Linked DNA regions of Homo sapiens: region 2 is linked to region 1. The links are chromatin loops, found by intact Hi-C in ENCODE. Cell type or tissue: PC-9. All regions are shown on one strand. Region 1 has its middle 52 kb from the start of XCL1. Region 2 overlaps ATP1B1 (ATPase Na+/K+ transporting subunit beta 1).

Region 1 (5,000 bases):
AAGAATCCTACCAACTCCATCCTGCAGGCGCTTGTCCTATTCCTGCTTAAACACACATGGAGACAAAAGTTTGCTACTTCAGGAAGCCTACTGGATTCTTGGCAATTCTCCTGATAGGATGGTTTCTCGTACTATGCCAATATCTGTCCCTTGCAACTTCCACAGTCCTGTTCTTTGGAGCAATATAAAATAACTCGACTCCTACTCTTCTTCATCACAATCCTTCAGATGTGTGGATACGACTATTAGGCCTGCCACAATACGATGTCATGAAGTCTCTTTATTCTTCTCTTCCAATTAATCTTATGTGACTGGTCTTTTAACCTTCAACATCTCAATCACCTCCTCTATCTTGGGGCAGCTCAACACGGGGGCATCAGTCTGAGGTAGAAAGGGCCTTCCTGCATCTGACAAGCAACACATCTGAACCTCCTTCTGCGAGGTGAGGAGAAAGGAAGGTCAAACAATGTAAGAAAAGCTATCTCTATGTACTTAGAAAATAGAAAATGAAATGGTTTGACCTTTTCTGTGGCACTGTACAGAGCTAACCCAGAAAGAAGCTGCCTTAGATTATTACAAACAGACAATTGGCATACAATTTAATACTCACCTTTCAAATTTAGAAGTAGATTTTTCTTGTCCCTCTTGCACCTGGTTATGGGGGGGATAAAAATATCCACCCACCCATTCCCTGCACACACACATTATCCTAATGCTTTGAAGAGCAGGCAATGGACATACTCCGTCTCTGAGGGCACCCAGCAACTGGCCCCAGAAAACACTCAGAAAAAGGAGCCAGTTTCCCTGGAAAATACCTGACACCCAGAGGGAACAATTGATCTGAAAGCTTTTCAGAGCTTCCAACAAAAGCAAGTGGGGCTTCCCCAAGAGAGAATAGGTTCCCACCTTGGCCCAGTTTTCTGAGTCCAGCTAAGAAGAAAGTATACTTAATTTAGCTAAGAAGCTAATTACAGTTAAATGACCTTTCTTAAGGTTGCTTCATGCAAGAAGTCCTCAAAAACCATAAAACAGGCAATTCCATATAACCAAGAAAACATTCATGGCTCCACCCACATTTATCATAATTTTTAATCTACTTCTCCAACACTCACTTTGACCATCTCTGTTGTTTTTCTATAAATCGGTTTAGAGGGGGTACGAATCTATTTTCAGCAAATACTTACTCCTCTTCTCCCCTCCTTCCCGTGCGCTTCCCCCTCTTCAGTGCTTCTGTTCAGGTTTTGGGCAACTGAGCATTAGGTCTTGTGCTTTTCGTCATGGTGTCCCCCTTCTACATTTTGTCACGCTGTCTTCTACATTTGACCCATGACCTGTTATTTTATGTGGATTAGGGATAAAGGACCCAAATCAAAGAATGACAATGTAGTTACATCAACAAGCACCAAGAACAGGACTAGTAATAGACAGACTACTAAAGAAAAACTTCTTTAGCAAAGGTGTCTAAGTTGGTTGCTTAGAACTCTAAGTGCATTTTCCCATGGTCACCATGTTATGTACAGCATTGAGAGGGAATTGAAATAATGCAATTAGTGCCCTATTTTGAGTAACATAGGCCTCATGAACTGGTCTGAATAACTAACTAGTCATCATTTATAAAAATAGGTCATGGGAAGATACCGTCCTTCTCTTGTTCATCATTACCATTTCTCCTAGTTCCTCCAATAGCAGGCATAGAGGAGTTTTAATTGTTTTTGTGGAACAAAGGAATACATGAATAAATGCACTTATTTATTCATCAACTATTTATAAAACACCTACCATAGTTAGGTGCTATGTTAGGTGCTAAGGATCTAGATATAGTCCTTATCCTTAAGGAGCTCACAGTTCAGTGAGGGAAAGAGACAGGTAAACAAATAATTACAGCATCGTGTGATGGTGCATTAAATGGTGGTAAAAAGCATAAACATGGATAAGATCCCAAGTAAGAGTGAGTGGAGTGAGATAAATACAGAAGAAAAGACCCTATGGAATATAGCATTAAAGGGGCTGATGGGGAAAAAGGAGTCTTCCAAGAAAAATGGAAAGAAGGTGCAAGAGAAGACATAAGGGAGAATAGTGTCACAGAAGCCAAATAAGGAGAGCACTCCAAGGAGGGAGTGGTAATACCACCTCATCTACTTAGTCATCTAGTAGTGACTAAGTGACTATTTAGTCACTTCTTTTCATAATGAATATTGCCAACCCAGACCTCCCCCTTGAATTCAGAGACTCCACCTGCCCCTCCTACATCTCCACATGGCCATCTGATAGGCTTCAGCTAGAATGACAATCAACAGGTAGAAAAAACACTTGGACAAGTATAAGGGAATAGATGTGTAAACCCTGACTCATAGCAGCTAAAACAAAAACCTCAGGCATGCAGGATGTCAGAAAGGCTTCTTGGGAAGATGAGATACATTTGCTCAGGGAAGTTATAAATGATGAAAGGAGAGGAGAGGCTGCAACTTGAGAAAGAACAGTGATAGGATTGAACCCTTGAATGTGCCTGTCCATTAACCAAGACTTGACCAGTCAAATGATACTTAAATTATTTAAGGGAAGGCTCCAAGTGGGCAAACATTTGAGTACTAGTCATCCAAAAATCTTCCCCTAAATTAGATAGACTTATACTCAGTTGAAAGATCATTTCACCAAAAATGAAGACATCAGCTATCATAACAAGCTACTTAGGACAATTAAGAACCATTTTATTCCTCCTCAAACCACCTATTTTATCTGTGAGGATAAAATCTAAAGAAGCTTTAAGAATCCTCCACTTTCCGGCTAAAACGGTGAAACCCCATCTCTACTAAAAATACAAAAAATTAGCCGGGCGTAGTGGCGGGCGCCTGTAGTCCCAGCTACTTGGGAGGCTGAGGCAGGAGAATGGCGTGAACCCAGGAGGCAGAGCTTGCAGTGAGCCGAGATCCCGCCACTGCACTCCAGCCTGGGCGACAGAGCGAGACTCCGTCTCAAAAAAAAAAAAAAAAAAAAGAATCCTCCACTTCCCATGCACTGTTGCATGGGATAACCTGGAAACCAACAGAAACACCACTTAACCAGATGGTTCTTCCTACAGTGTGTCAGAGTCTACATTCTTTAATTGAGAAAATTAAGGTACAGGAGGTGCTGCTGACATTTCAAGCAGTAAGCATCCCACTTTTTTGTAAAGGCACTTAATAGGTAAAGAATTAAAAGAGGAGGAATCTCAACAGAACTTCCTCTCAGCAGATGTTCAGCAAATCCTTTCCAATATGAGGGACTCCAATGTTAACTTCTTTATTTGCTTTGGTTAAAAGAAGAACAGTTGCTTCTCAAGGATTCATATTAAAACATTTTATGTGTTGCTAGATGATGGAACACTCTGTCATAGACAAAATTTTATTTTGGACCAATGGTTTGCTGATTTAGTCTGTTTTCTTCTGAAAGAAAGAATCTATAAAATCTATCCATCCGAATCCCTGCTCCTGGCTGTATGAAGTGATAAACCTCTGAGGTTTCCTGGAAACTTGGCTAAAATTGCTGATTTCCTCTGGAACATCTCGGAAAATGGTGTGTGGAGTATTCAATCTCTCCTTCCTGGGTGTAATTCAGGAAGCTATGGATGACTCCTGGTTTGTTTGTCAAAGAGTTAGATTTTCCATGATGTTTAGACAGGTCCTGGCTATTGACACTAGATTGGCATTACTCCCAAAGGTCAGATTCTCTACCTGCCACTGTATGGCATTTCTCCATGGGAGTCAGATGCACTCAAATGTACTTTTCCACCAATCATTGAGTCTGCTCAGAGCACATCATGAACTAAGCTAATGCTTTTGCCAGAATGTTCAACTTTTCACCCCACATCCAATATAGAAAACACTGAGGCATGGTATAAACCATAAAGAATGAGAATTTACTAGATAGGATTGCTAAGAACATCGGAAAATGAAGTAAAGGTTGGGGAATCCTTATTTGACAGCCTACTCAAAGTAAGGCATTGTAGAAGACACAAAACATTAAGACTTAAATTGCTTCCAGATAAAAGACATTAAAGGTTCATATAAAAATGTAACAGCATAGGCAGAATTTTATGTTCTGAAAACTAACATCACTTCCTCAGCACATGCCACAGCTCCCCGAGCGGTGTACCCCAATTTCTTCTTCAGCCCCAGAGACTGAGAACCAAGTCTTCTGCAGTCCCCCAGCTCAGTCTAACAAAGAGGTACTGAGAGTTGTGGCTAACTGAATTTAACCTACTCTATGCCAGGCAACGTGCTAAGAATTAAGGTAGAAGATACACACGTGGTTTCTGCACTCAAGGGATTTGTTTGCAGTCTGATGAAGTAAATCTTATTATTCTATTTAGTGAAAATAAACCAAGACTCATCCAAATTACAATGTTTCTCTTGCATAATCCAAAAATCATTTGCATAAATATATCCTGAGATACTTTATTGAAATGCATATCTTCCCGAGCCCCATTTCAAACTTCTGATTCAGAATATCTGACAGACAGGACTGAAAACCTGTAATTTAACAAACTCCTTGAATGACTCTTATACCTATTAAGCTTTGAGAACCACTAATACATCAGATCGTGAGAGTAATCACCATACAGAAGTCCCATGCTGCCCCTTTTTTGACTGAAGAGTGGAAGGCAACTTAGAGTGTTTCACCATCAGTGCCTGAGTCAGTCAGAGGCATTATGCTAATGAGCCCACAGCTGAAAATAAAGAAGTTAGGAAAAGGGACACACAGCATTCAAGCCCTCCAAAAGGCATTGAGGAAGTCAAGAGATCTCACTTACTACCAGGCCAGGCCAGAAGTGACTCTCAACGTACAGCGCATTCCTAAATGGCACTGGGGAGACGGGAAGCTTTGCAGCTCAGAGGACCCTTTGCAGGTCCTTCTGCATATACTGCTGAGGCCCTTATCCTTTTCCTCTGATGTTGCTGATCTCTAGATCAAGAATAGGCAGGTGAAAGAACACGTGCCTTGGCACCTGTGCCCAGTGCCTG
Region 2 (5,000 bases), 490 kb before region 1:
GGTCAGCTGGTCTGCATCCACCCCACTTCTCCTGCCCGATTCTGATTACCAACAAGCCAAGAATATGACCCTTTGAAAATGTGTCTGCTAGCACTGAGCCGTCTATACTTCAGAGCTAAACAAACAGCCACCCACAACCTTAAAAGAGAGAACAGCAGCATACATTCATACCTGCCTACCAGGAAGCAAGCCAGCTGGGAATCTCCCGGACCCACCGATTGACACACAGTGACCTTCATTTCACTCCACTGTTGCTAAGTGAGCCTGAGGTGGGGGAAGGGCAATGGCGGATGTGAAGAAGAGACTTTTCCATTACACCACTGGGCAGGCAGCAAGGCAAGCAGGGTCAAATCAGGGCCAGGGCTTGGTAGCCTGAGTGTGTGTGTATATCCATGAGCATGCGTGTGTGTGCACGCTTGCATGTCCGTGGGCATGCACGTGGGTGTGCGTGCCTGTGCCTGCTCAGCCCTCTCCAGCATAGCTAATTGCTGCGTCTCTCCCCAGATCCAACTGCATCAACAGATGAGAAGCGATGCTGCAGAGCAGCACTGCAGGACTGCCTAAGGGGGTCTCCTCTGGAGAAAAGCTTGGCAGGCGCTAACCCAACAAGCATGGGTTTGTTAAAGGGAGAGACTGCACAACAAATACAATGCCATTTAAATTCACTTTAAAATTTTTAAAAACATGTTTCCCAAATGTCTCTTAAACATTTCCATGGAAAGCTAAGGTTTTATTGACTCCATGAAAATCTAAGTGTGCAAAGCATCCCTGTCATATCTGGAAATTTAGTGTCCAAAAAGAAGAAACTGCTGCTTCTAGTAGAAAGATAGGGCTATAAAAACCCTGGACCAGGTGCGGTGGCTCACGCCTGTAATCCCAGCACTTTGGGAGGCTGAGGCGGGTGGATCACCAGAGGTCAGGAGTTTGACACCAACCTGACCAATATGGTGAAACCCCATCTCTACTAAAAATACAAAAATTAGCTGGGCATGGTGGCGCGCACCTGTAGCCCCAGCTACTCGGGAGGCTGAGGCAGGAGAATCGCTTGAACCCAGGGGGCAGAGGTTGCAGTGAGCCAAGATCATGCCACTGCACTCCAGCCTGGGCGACAGAAGAAGACTCCCTCTTGAAAAAAAAAAAAAAGAAAAAAAGAAAAAAACAGAAGTTGCTCTCAACAGTTACCCTACACTTAATACCATTGGTTTTGCCACCATAAAGTACTATTTGCTTTATATATGTTTATCATCTCATTTAGTTCTCACAGAGCATATGATTCCCCACCCCCCTTTTTTTTCTTTTTTTTTTTTTTGAGATGGAGTCTTCGCTCTGTCACCCAGGCTGGAGTGCAATGGCACAATTTCGGCTCACTGCAAGCTCCGCCTCCCGGGTTCACGCCATTCTCCTGCCTCAGCCTTCCGAGTAGCTGGGACTACAGGTGCCCGCCACTACGACAGGCTAATTTTTTGTATTTTTTAGTAGAGACGGAGTTTCACTGTGTTAGCCAGAATGGTCTCGATCTCCTGACCTCATGATCCGCCTGCCTCGGAAGTGCTGGGATTACAGACGTGAGTCACCACTCCTGGCCCCACCCCTTTTTTTTTAACAGGAGACTTAAAAAAATTTTTTGTGTGTGTGTGGATATGGGGTCTTGCTATGTTGCCCAGGCTGGTCTTGAACCCCTGCCTTCAAAGGATCCTCCTGCCTCAGTCTCTCAAAGTGCTGGGATTACAGGCATGAGCTACCACACCGGCTGCAACACGACTTTGTAAGGAATATCATGTGCATTAAACGGCCACCATTGTTCAGGGCCAAGAAGCTGTACACATTCACCATTTTTTCTTACATTTCACTTCCATTCTGTAGTTTAGTCTCTCCTCTCAGATTTCATGTTTGGCCTCTCAGTTTATCCAATATTATCGCCATACAGGCCCAAATACACTCACTGCACAATTGCCACTGCTTGATATGGCCACATTCACACGTTATTGAGAAGAGATCCAACTACAAGGTATTCCGGTGTACAAAGGGCAGTCAATACCCAGTCAGGCTGGATTTGCATTCATGCCTCAAATTCAGCTGATAATATTATTAGTAAGTCTTTATATCTTTAAATCATATGCAAACTTTCACACCCACTAGGTGTATCTAACTCAAATTTACAATTTTCCCTCTTTAACTAAACATGAAAATGGAGGCTTTAAAGATACTAATGTGAAGCCAAAAAATTGTCAGGGTATTCTTAAACACACTGTTTGTCTGCATACTTAAGGAGTTATTTCCTATGCAAAATACAAACTTCTAACACGTACTCTGAAAAATGCCAAGGAGGGTCCTTGGCATTGAAAAATGCCAAGGAGGGTCCTCAGGCAACACAGGGCCATAAGGGGTGGCCCAAGAGCTGCACTTTGTGGCAGCCGGCACTCTGCTGGCCTGGCCTGATCAAGGTTCGGCACTCTGCTGGCCTGGCCTGATCAAGGTTACTGTCATTTTCATATGAATGTCATGTCCCTTGGTAAAGGCCCCCGAAAAACCCCACAGGGTAAGGCAGGTGAAGAGGAGGGGCCTGGCCTAGACTCTCCTGAAAGGTGATGGGGGAAGGGATGAGGAAAAGAAGAGACAGAAATTACCAGGCCAAAGAACAAGGAAGATGGAGGACTGAGGACTTTTCCTGTGACTCAGACCACAGGACAGGAATGCATTTTTCCAAGATGAGCCACCAGCATTCCTTTGGAGAAGTCAGGGTTTGTCAGGTCAGTCCAACTGCTGTGAGCACACTAAATATAGGTACTAAGAACATGTCTTTTAGGAAGGGGATGGAAGGAAGGGAAGGGAGGCACCGTGAGAGGGTGTTGGAAAGGACTGAGCACTTCAGCCAGTTGATTTACAGGCAAGGTCATTTCCAAGTCCTTACTTACAAGGTTGGGCCCTTTGGCTATTTCTTTTCCAAAGTTAAATTTTCCTTTCTGCAAAGGGCACAAAGAGAATTTTTAGTTTCATTAAAGGCTGACTCCTCAAAGTTTATATAGTCAAGGACCATTTTTTTTTTTAATCTAGGAAATTTCCTGAAGAAAATATTTGACTTTGTAGTCGTATTTGGCTTTGAGTATAAGAATTATAAAACAGCAGCAGGCCAGGCATGGTAGCTCATGCTCACACCTCCCAGCACTTTGGGAGGCCGAAGTGGGTGGATCACCTGAGGCCAGGAGTTCGAGACCAGCCTGGCCAACATGGTGAAACCTTGTCTCTACTAAAAATACAAAAATTAGCCAGGCATGGTGGTGCATGCCTATAATCCCAGCTATTTGGGAGGCTGAGACAGGAGAATCGCTTGAACCTGAGAGGCGGAGACTGCAGTGAGCTGAGATTGCGCCACTGCACTCCAGCCTAGGTGACAGAGCAAAACTCTGTCTCAAAAAAAAAAAAGAATTATAAAATCACATCATGATGGAAGAATAACTTTTAAATGGCATAACAAAGAACAAAAACAAAATATCCGCACCAATTAAAATTACAACTAATGGTACCACAAAGTTCTAGCAGAAGAGGACATGAAAAGACACAATGCTTCCCTATCACCATACCCAACGTAAAACATGTTTCAGCTTCTCTGCATACTCCAGAATTCTTGCTTCAACCTTTCCACAGACCCACCTCTTGTGGAAAACAGTTGCTGGAAACTGGATTATTAAGCAGGTTTAAGTTATGTTATTTACTTACGTGATTTTTTTTTTCCACTTCCCCAATCCCTCAGCTCTAAATTTATCTGGAAATATTTTGAGTTTTTCTTACAGTGGAGAACTATTTGACTTAGGGCTACACAACAATGCTTGCCACCTCCGTATTTTGAAGATCTTCCTCTGTGAATCCTTCCCACATTCAAGGAGGTACGCAGGAAAAGCCTGTGGCAGGCAGTAGCCCTTGATCTAGGCTGCTCAGGGCCACGTAGATCATCTGAAGATTGTCACCTAAATACAGCTGTTACTAAACCTTTGCCAAGGGAAAGCAGAGAAGGGACAAGTCATTGCCATCCCTCAGCAGCAGCTTCAAGGTCATTCGTAAGTGAGAGCCCGGAAGTTATGCAACACTTTCTCTCTAGGTCCTCCAGACAATGATTTTTACAACAGCCAGATGGTAAATTCACGTTTGTGGCTATTCCACTGCCTTGTCCTATCAGCATCAGGCATGATGGCCATGGGCCTTTCACGACTGGTGTGGACACACATAGCTCTACACTGATGGCACCCAAGTCACAGCAGGGACTCGTGTGGCAGTTTGCATTTCTTATGATAATCTTTTTGTTCACCCAAGTTTTTAAGAGCTAAAAGAGACAGTTAATTAAACTACAAAGTGGGACCAGAAAGCTGGCAAATGAGATGCTTATTAAATCAATGGGTATAAATATTGAGAAGTAAGAGTGACTTTGTTCAAGCTCAAACTGCAAATTAACAGCAGGTGGGACAATAGACCCCTAAAGTCATGGCTCCTCTCCCTGTGAGTAGCTGCCCATTCCACAGCTTCTTATCATCTCTAAAAATAAGTTCACCTTTTAAAACAGGAGCCCAAGTGACTTTTTTAAAAGAATTTACCTGAGTCATAGCCCCCCTCAAGAAGTAAAAAAATGTCTGTTAGAGTTGAAAAGGTCTGGAAAGGATCCCACTAACCAAACCCTAGAATATGAAAAATGAGAAGACAGAGGCCCCCATCAGAACTCAATCTGTTCACAGTCACATAGCTGGTGGGTAGCAGGCTGGCCAAGAACCAGGACGCTTCACCCTCACTCTAGAACTGGGCAAATAAGATGTCTGCAACCCGTGGGAGCTCTGCCTGCAATGCGGGTAGGACATCTGGCTGCAGCCGAGAGAAGTTTCTCTTTTCCCTTTTCATGGTTGCTTTAAGACTACATTATAGAGTAATTTTCCAAAGAATTTTTTCTCAATAGAAAAAGTGACACCCATGCTATCTCTGAAGGAAATGAAGCTATTCATGTGGATTTTACCTGG

The links. A loop is a pair of places that touch in the nucleus more often than their neighbours do. Peaks named below come from ENCODE experiments on the same cell type or tissue, not always from the same donor. Only the 100,000 strongest peaks of a DNase experiment are listed, where the experiment ranks them.
Region 2: a loop joins it to region 1, with 8 times the contacts of the local background. A loop is called at or near these places in 43 of 110 quality-filtered maps.

Annotation. Positions count from the first base shown.
Region 1 is chr1:168,626,253-168,631,252 of GRCh38, reverse strand. No RefSeq gene overlaps it. Among named protein-coding and RNA genes, the nearest start is that of XCL1, 52 kb to the right of the region's middle. In PC-9, no CTCF peak of the experiment used is centred here; a DNase peak (open chromatin) is centred at 2,272; H3K27ac peaks cover 1,274 bases.
Region 2 is chr1:169,111,495-169,116,494 of GRCh38, reverse strand. It overlaps ATP1B1 (ATPase Na+/K+ transporting subunit beta 1), which reads right to left. Exons shown (of 6, transcript NM_001677.4): 2 at 4,997-5,000. Among named protein-coding and RNA genes, the nearest start is that of ATP1B1, 7.3 kb to the right of the region's middle. RefSeq lists enhancers at 1-92, 1-318, 1,922-2,564, 2,570-2,864, 2,317-3,516 and a silencer at 2,570-2,864. In PC-9, no CTCF peak of the experiment used is centred here; a DNase peak (open chromatin) is centred at 2,714; H3K4me3 peaks cover 545 bases; H3K27ac peaks cover 3,036 bases.